Linked DNA regions of Homo sapiens: region 1 is linked to region 2. A link is a contact called in ENCODE Hi-C data. All regions are on one chromosome and are shown on one strand. The core of a region is the stretch at or near the end of the contact, and the rest is flanking DNA. Distances in the headings are between cores, read along the strand shown.

Region 1 (4,108 bases), core at 1,048-3,547, 3.8 Mb before region 2:
CCCGCTGGGGGGGAGACCACCCGGAGGAGGCGCTCCGGGACCCGGCCCCCCTCCCCAGCAGTCACTCGTCGCGCTCGGGCACCGTGGCACCCTAGGAACCTCCCCCGAGGGTGCACACCAGTCCACATAGGCAGGGTAACGGCCCGAGAGAGCCCCGGTGTCCCCCGGGTGTCGCCCGGCCGGGGAGGAAGCCCAGAGCTTCGGCTCCCACTCGCCTGGGATTCCCCCGCCTCCCGGCCCCGCTCTCCCAGGGTTGGTTGTGATTTCAACTCCGGTCCCTTCCGTGGAGAGGGAAGCGCACAGGCTGAAGGTGGCAGCTCGCCCCGAGGTTCCAGCGCGGCCCACCAGGAAACCGGCAGCTGCTCTTCGCGCCGCTGCCCACACCTATTTGAATCCCCTGGCGAGGGCGGGCCGCGGTCCCCGAACTGGGGGTGCCGGGGGCACCCTGGTGAGTGACCTCAGGGAAGGTAATCCGGGCGTTTCGAGCACGTGAATAGTTCGCGCGCCCGCAGGGGCACGGAAAGTGCTAGTAAAACCCTACAAAGCTCCAGAAACCCAGCCGGGAGCCACAGTCTGATTTTGCTTTTCTTGACCGATAACATAATTGTGAGTAGAGGCAGGGGGCGAGGAGAGGCCAGGGATCCGGAGTACTGGTTCCAAATCTAAGGGCACTACTAATTATACAATTCCGTTCGTCAGGAAGGCAGACAACGATTCTCTGGGAAATGGGGAAGGGGTGGGGACGGAGGACGTTTCCACATCCTTAAAGGAAATTCTCAGGCTCCTAGAGATGCCCAAGTTTTTTTGCATGACAAGTAGAGACCAGCTCTCCGGGGAGTTCCCCGCTCCGACCGAGCGAGTGCGCGGCCGCGATCTCCCCGCCCGCAGCGGCAGCCGTGGGGCCCGGCCCTGCCCTCCCGACCGCCTCCCTCCCCCGTCGCCCCGCGCGCCGCACATCCCTCTCTCGCTCACTGGCTCCAGACTGGTTTTTCTGGTTCAGCCTCCCTCCCTGGGACGCGCTGGGGGATCCGATGACGTCGTTGGCTGAGTCTCTCCCTCTTCCTCCCTCCCTCCCTCCGCCTCTCCCCCCGTCCGCCCTCGCCGCGCACTCCTCCTAGTAACTTCTGTTCGGGGAGGCGCTGCCAGGAATAACCCGGTGCGTCCACAGCCCGGGAGGGGAGGCGGCCGCTGCGGCTCCCGCACGCAGACAGCTGCGGCCCGGGCCTCGCGGCTCCCGCCTGAGCCCGGCGGCCCCTGCCCCGGGCCCATCTCCGTACAGTGTCAGAAAAATAAATAAAGGCAAGAGGAGCCTGGGCTGGCGGTCGGGATCTTTTCCCTCCCTCCGCGCCCGCCCTCCCTCTGTCCTTAAGGAAATGCTACCAGACACCCCCCACCAGACACGCTCAGCCTTGGCGAGGAGCGGCCGCCGCGGCAGCGAGAACAAGGGCACCAGGGGGGTTTCCTCCCCCTCCTCCTCTCCCTCCTCCTCCCCGTCCTCCTTCTCCTCCTCCTCAGCGGTGACTTTCCAGGTGAGCGGCCGCCGCGGCTGCGAGGATCCCCCTCGCCCGCTGGGGCTCGGGCCGCCGCGTCGCGCCCTCCTCCCGCCCCTGTCACCCGGCGGCGGCCGGGAGCTGACAGCCGCCCGAGGGGCTCGCGGCCCGGAGGCGGGCGGCCGGCGGGAGGCGGGCTGGAGGTGAGGGGGTGGAGAGGAGGAGAGCGGGGCGCCGCCGAGCGCCGTCGTTCCCCGCAGGAGGGTCTCCGCACAAACATCTTCGGTGACTGTGGCACAAGTCTTTGCCAAGTTGTGTCTTGGACCTTGACGCTCCACGGAGCCCAGAGCAACTTGGAGGGTCTCCCGGCTCGTTCACAGCGTTCCTCCACGTCTCGCGTCTGGGGTGCTGGGTGCAGCCTCGGGGTGCGCGGAGGGCGGACCGGCCACCGCGAGAGCGGAGCGGCGGGAATCTAGGTCCCTCCTCGGCTCGGTAAGTGGCCTGGACGCTGGGTTTTTCCTGCCTCCTTCGGCGCTGGGAGCTTGTTTCACTTTATATTGGAATCGCCGCCGCCGAACTCCGTCCCCCGCTCCCCGGCGTGTGCCCCCAGCCCCTTCCCGGTGGCCCGAGGGTGAGGGTCGGAGGGGGCGGGGATGGGGGAGACCGCGGGAGGGGTGTCGGGCGCGTGGGGAAATGCGGGGAATACCCTGGCCGCGGATCTATGCAGATGAGGGGAGGCTGCTTTGCGTAATGTCCTGGGGGGAGGGGGCCGCGCGGGAGCGCTGGAGGCAGGAATGTGCCTGCTTACTAATGAGCGACGTGCACCGGCGCGCACGGCCCGGCCACCGCTGCGGCTGCGGCGGCCGGCGGCGGCCCGTTGTCAGGTAGCGGGGGAGGGGGCCGCGGCGCGCGGCGCAGGCGGCCGGGCGGGCTGGCGGCGCGAGGCCCGGGCCGCCGGCCTGCGGCCGAGCGAGCGCAGCGAAGGCGCTGGCTCTGGGCATTTCAGTGACTCCCTTTACCTCCCGGGCAAGGAAGGAAGGAAGGAAGGAGCGAAGGAAGGAAGCGAGGAAGGAGGGGACTGTCTCGATGGAAGGTTCAGGCGGAGGCGCCCTCGCCTTGCGGGTGCACCGGCTGCAGAGCGGCTCTGGCCGCTGCCGGCTGGACCCGGGCGCGTGGAGACGGGTGGGGGCGGTTTGCATGCGTGTTTGTCTGTCCGTCTGGCGGGGGATCGGGAAGGGACATGTGTGTTTGGGCTGTGCACTGTGGGGAACTGGGTCTGCGCCTTTATGTCTGTTCCCTGAAGTGGGTGGAACGTTGGCCCGTTCCGGGAATGTTCCATGACGTGGTGCAGCCACAGGAAGGGGGTTAACGAGGGGCTCTCTGCCGCGGCGGCACTGCCGGCTGCTATCAAAGCAGATGTGCTGCTGCTGCTCCTCCTCCTCTTTCACCTCCTTTCACCCCCACCCCCCGCCTTTCCATTCTGTGCCTCTGGTACTGGTAGGGGTGAGACAGGAAAACATTGCTCTGGGTGTGTGCGTGTGTGTGTGTGTGTGTGGGTGTGTGGGGGAGGGGGTGCTGATGTGCATGTGTGGGGTCTGTCGTATTTGGTGGGGGGGGGGGGTGGACTCCAGATCCGCTCTGCTACCCCAGCTGTTATCACAGATCGGTGCGCTTTATACGCATGTGCCTCCCGCGTTCTGTCCCTCTTACATAACACATCCAGTGCAGCAGAGGACATGAGAAAATGCGACCCCAACCCTCCAAGCCCAAATTGGGTGAGGGGATAGAAGGTCAGGAAGCGTCCCTGGGTGTTGTCCTTCAGGGACTTGGTTCCCAGTGGGGGAAAGGAAGAAGGGAAGGAGGGTTTCTTCAAGTGGCTCCTCTCATCTCTGACTTAAAAGCATCTAACTAAAAAGGACTGCAGGCACTAGTCTTCCCTAACGGGAAAGCTTGTAACTAGCTACACCAAGGGAACGGGGGCACTTTAACCTCGGGAGTGCGGAGAAGAGAGAGGGTCCTTAATCAAGACACTTGGAGGAGAGAAGCAATAATGTGTGGGCGGCGGATGGGGGGCGCTGGGGATGACTTCGAGGAGACCAGAGGAATCTCTTGATAATAGGTTTCACTGGAGGCCTTAGGACACCTGTAATGGCTTAGCATTCACACAGGAAGTTGTGTGTGCAACTGACATTGCAAAACCCTTATTCTCTGCAGAGTTATTTAGGCCTAAAATGAATATAGAAAGGCTTGTTTCCTGTACTTTCATTATAATGGAAAATTTGAGCTGATTTTTCTCCTTCCTTTTCTGCCATTTTAAAAATAACTCAATTTACCTCCAAATGAATATTGGTACTCGCCCCCAACCCTAAAGCTGGACCTCAATAATTCACAAGAGATCTGTGTTTTTCTAGCATACCCAGAGCCCTAGTCAAGGGCTATTGATTTTTCTCCTCAATACAGTTGTTTCTTTTGTAGTGCATAATCAAGCCCAGACATTACTTGAAATATTAATAAGATCCATTTTAATTAAATTTGCAATGATCTGTCCTCCTAGAAAAAGGCCATTTAACTTTATTAGAAACGTTTCCTCCAGTGATATAGTAATATTTGGTGATATT
Region 2 (4,077 bases), core at 480-2,979:
ACAAAAATTAGCCGGGCGTGGTGGCGGGCGCCTGTAATCCCAGCTACTCGGGAGGCTGAGGCAGGAGAATCGCTTCAGACCGGAAGACGGTGGTTGCAGTGAGCCGAGATTGCGCCACTACGCTCCAGCCTGGGCGAAATTGCAAACTCCGTCTAAAAAAAAAAAAACAAAACAAAAAAGTGCCTGATCTACATAAAGAATGGCTTCAAAAGCTGACGCTATAAATTAAAAGCCAGATATAACAATTCAAATCTCCCTTCATTAAAATACCTACGTTGTCTTCCTGGAAAAAGTGCCTGACTAGAGGAATTCAAAGAACTGTCCAAATAAGTAAGTGTTTGCCCAGCACCTTATAACGAAAACCATGGCTCTGTAATGAGAACAGAAATCCTGTCACATCTGGGCCAGTTCCTAAGTGTCCCCTCAAAAGGAACATTCAGGCACTACCTAAGATTATGAGGCTTCCTTCTGAAAATGTTAAGCACAATGACATAGAGAATGATTTTTCTTTTCTTTCTTTTCTTTTTTTTTTTTTTTTTTTAACTCCGGGCTGAGAACGGAAGTCAAGTTCAGATTCTCTTCCTTCCTCAAGCAAGCCAAAAAATTAAAGAGCAAACACAGAGGCCCTAAATGTCTCGAGGCCTCTTCACCTGTGGCGATCGACGCAGCAAGCCTGGGTGTGCTAAGAATTGAGGCTCTCTCTCCTTCATTCCGGGGGTTACGGGTGGCCTTGGAGCACCGGGAAGAATTAACCGGTGCCTAAGTTTTCAATCGGATCATTCTTCTCAACTTGGGCGGCTCTTTCCTCCCTTCCTTCCTCCCTTCGGCCCGGCACACACGGCGGGGCAGTGCCAGCGCGGGCAGCAGGCTGGGCCCGAGGGCAGCGCTGCCGCAGCCGGGAGCCCCTCAGAGTGTGGGGCGCGGGCTGCCCCCCGCGCGGACACCGGGCAGGGGCCGCAGATCTGTCCCCGCCGCCAGGCGTGGGGACCGCGAAGGGGCAGCCGCGGCGGGGCGGAGGGGCGGGGTGAGCACTTCCTGACTCTCGCATTGTCCACGCACCGCCCGCGCCACCCAGGGCCCCGCCACCGCGCCGTCCCCGTCGGGGAGGAAGTTGGCGCTCGCCCCGCCAGCCCCGTCTTACCGTTTTTGGCATCGCCCGCGGCCGCAGCCCCCGCGGCGGCCGCAGCGTTCGCGGCGCCAGTCCCCGCGCCTCCGGCGCCCGCCGCGCCTCCGGCGCCCGGCGCGCCCGCCGCCGCCGCCCCGCAACCGGCCGCCGCCGCCAGGGCCCCCCCGGCCGCCGCTCCCGCCGCGCCCGCCGCTGCCAGGGCCCCGGCTCCATTTTCCTGCTCGTCGCCGCTGCTGTTGGCGCGCTTGTTTTTGCGGCCGCCTTTGCTGTTTTTGGGGTTGGGCATCTCGCTCGCTCGCGTCCAGGTAGGTGCCCGGCGTCAGCGAAGGCGGATCCCAGAGGCACGGCCGTTCCCGGCCCTGCGTGAAGCCGGCTCCGGGAAAGAACGGAGGGCGCGAGCCGGCGGTTCCCTCGGCTCCCGTCTAGCCGCACGGCCCGTGCCGCGCCATCCTGGCCGCCGCGCCCTCTCCGGCTTCCTGGAGCCGGCACGCGGCCACCCGAGGCTCGCAGCCGCGCGGGCGCCGCGGGCCCGGGGCGCAAGCGAGACGCTCCCGAGCCGGAGGGAAAAGGCGGGTCTCCGGCTTGTTTTGATTCGGCTGCACTGACACGCTCTGGGCCCGCCCCCTCCCGTGACGACACTGGGGATTCGGCCTGGCCGCGCCCACCAGGTGACCTCACGGCTGACGGGACCGCCCGCGTGACGTCACGCCCCGCGCGGGGCCTGCCCACCTCGAGTGACGTCATCCAGGCGTCCCCACCCGGGCCTCCTGGACTCCCGGGCGTTCATGAGCTGCCCTGCTTGACTTGCTCCACCCGCCAGTGCAGTGGCATGTGGAGTTCTTCGGTGGCCTCCTGGCCTTAATGTAATTGAGGCTTAGAACAGTATGGTCTGGAAAAATAAGCTGTGACTAGAGCAAGAATGGAAAACAAAAGATTTTGGATTAATAACTCATTCAAAGGCTATGCCTTTCAGTAACAGTAATTAAAGAAACAGGGGACCGGGCGCGGTGGCTTATGCCTGTAATCCCAGCACTTTGGGAGGCCGAGGCGGGTGTATCACGAGGTCAAGAGATCGAGACCATCCTGGCCAACGTGGTGAAACCCTGTCTCTACTAAAAATACAAAAAAAAATTAGCTGGGCGTGGTGGCGTGCGCCTGTAGTCCCAGAAACTCGGGAAGCTGAGGCAGGAGAATCACTTGAACCTGGGATCCGAGATCGCGCCACTGCACTCCAGCTTGAGCAACAGAGCGAGACTCTGTCTCAAAAAAAAAAAAAAAAAAAGAAAAGAAAGAAAGAAACAGGGTAGAGTTCCCAGACAATGGGGATGAACACCAGGGTCCTGAATGGGAAGCCTTCACAGTCTGGTGGTGAAAACAATTCACTCAAACAAGACCCATCATCCAGGGATGTAACTAGATGTTGCCTGGACTCTGAAGCAGTCCCTGCTTGGGGGGAACCCATCCCTATGCATAGGGCTGAGTTGTCCTGAAAGATAGTGAAAGATAGGTAGCCAGGTTATGAGCAGTAGGAGATTAGGTGACACCAGTGAAGACAGGCAATATGAGGGCAGGGGACCCCTGGGAAGAGCTCCCCTTGATCTCTTTCTGCAATTCTATTCTACCTTTTCGGCCAACTCCTTCCCTTCCTTCAGGTCTCAGCTCAAATACATCACTTCCACAGAGACCTTCCCAGGAGAGCTGTCAGAAGTTCCACCCTGTTATTTTCCTCCTCCATCTCTAATTATGTTGGCAATGTAGGTGTTTACTTATTTCTTGTATATCTCCCTCTCACTGAAATGAAACCTCCATGGATAGATTTTATCTGCCTTGGGCACATCAGAGAACAGCTGGCATAAATTTGTTGAATGTATAAATTAGGTTCCTTCCTCACGAACTGTGGAGGAAAGACTAGTTTAGCTGACAGCTTTACAGTGTTCCCCTTTTATAGTGTAATCTTTAATTCAGCCCTTTAGTAAAAGCTCTGTCACGGTGTTGTTGTTACCATTAGAGGGTCTTGACTGCAAGTCGTCCAAGTTCTTGGCATTTTGAACAAACAATTGGACCAAACGCCCAGCAAAGCAAGGAAAGAAGAAAGCAGGGATTTATTGAGAATGAAAGTACACTCCACAGTATGGAAGCGGCCCCAGCGGTGGCTCAAGGTTCCGGATGCAGAATCTTCTGAGGTCCAAATACCCCCTGGAGGTTTCTCATGTAAATGAAGTGGTGACGCACAATTAGTCTGATTGGTTGCTTTCGTCAACCAATCAGAGGCTGAAGTGGAGTTAACAAAGGTCACACTTCTGTGCAATCACACTTTTTGCACACTTCTGTTTAAAAAGCAACCAATCAGAGGCTAAGGTGAAGTTACAAAGTTGCACTTCTATGCAAAGACTCCACCCGCAATCAGTCTCATTGGTTGCTGACAGCCAGTTTCCCATCTGCCACGCAGAAAAGGTGAGGGTTTGCAAAGGGAGCAGCTTCTGGTCCTTTTGTTACTCAGGTGTGGAAAGTTAGGGTTTTCCTTTCAATTTAGTTTAGGAAGTGGGGTGAAACGCCCTTAGGTTCCCTGCCTCCAGACTCTGTTCTCTGCCTCATTGTGAACTATACAGATAGACAGGAAAGTACAAGAAACAATACTCTCCCCCACATTCAGGTAATGGAGAGGAGATTCTGATTGCGAGCTCTGGGCAACCATAGCAGAATGCATAACAGAGCCTGGAACGGCAAGAAGGAGCAAGCACTGGATACTCAGGGGAAATTGCTGGTTGGACTCTTTAGTAGAAAAAAAAAGTTGAAATTTTAAATTCCCTAATATGTATTAGAGGATAGTGACCCTTTAGAAGGCCCTATTGATAGATAGATATTTTGTGCTTATATTTTCATGTCTATTTCTCCCCAACCTTGAAATCCCCTAGGTGCTAAGAGAGCAGGGATTGTGCCTAGCTTTCTAA

What was found. Hi-C counts contacts between places; a loop is a spot of excess contacts on that map. Pooled maps may share reads with other maps.
Region 1: a loop to region 2 is called in a map of B cell, with 16 times the contacts of the local background. The contact joins the promoter of HIVEP2 here to the promoter of HECA in region 2. A Hi-C loop is called at or near these places in 1 of 168 maps with a recorded cell type or tissue (B cell), 1 of 37 single-sample maps with no recorded cell type and 8 of 50 pooled maps.

What each region holds. Positions count from the first base shown.
Region 1 is chr6:142,943,365-142,947,472 of GRCh38, reverse strand. It overlaps HIVEP2 (HIVEP zinc finger 2), which reads left to right and starts at 2,297. Exons shown (of 10, transcript NM_006734.4): 1 at 2,297-2,374. It overlaps HIVEP2-DT (HIVEP2 divergent transcript), which reads right to left and starts at 984. Exons shown (of 3, transcript XR_001744397.3): 1 at 1-984. RefSeq lists silencers at 1-217, 1,068-1,697, 1,928-2,157, 2,358-2,457, 2,598-2,667 and 1 more.
Region 2 is chr6:139,132,732-139,136,808 of GRCh38, reverse strand. It overlaps HECA (hdc homolog, cell cycle regulator), which reads right to left and starts at 1,729. Exons shown (of 4, transcript NM_016217.3): 1 at 1,142-1,729. The coding sequence starts at 1,412. RefSeq lists enhancers at 658-777, 1,643-1,937, 3,216-3,265 and silencers at 888-1,157, 1,558-1,637, 1,748-1,937.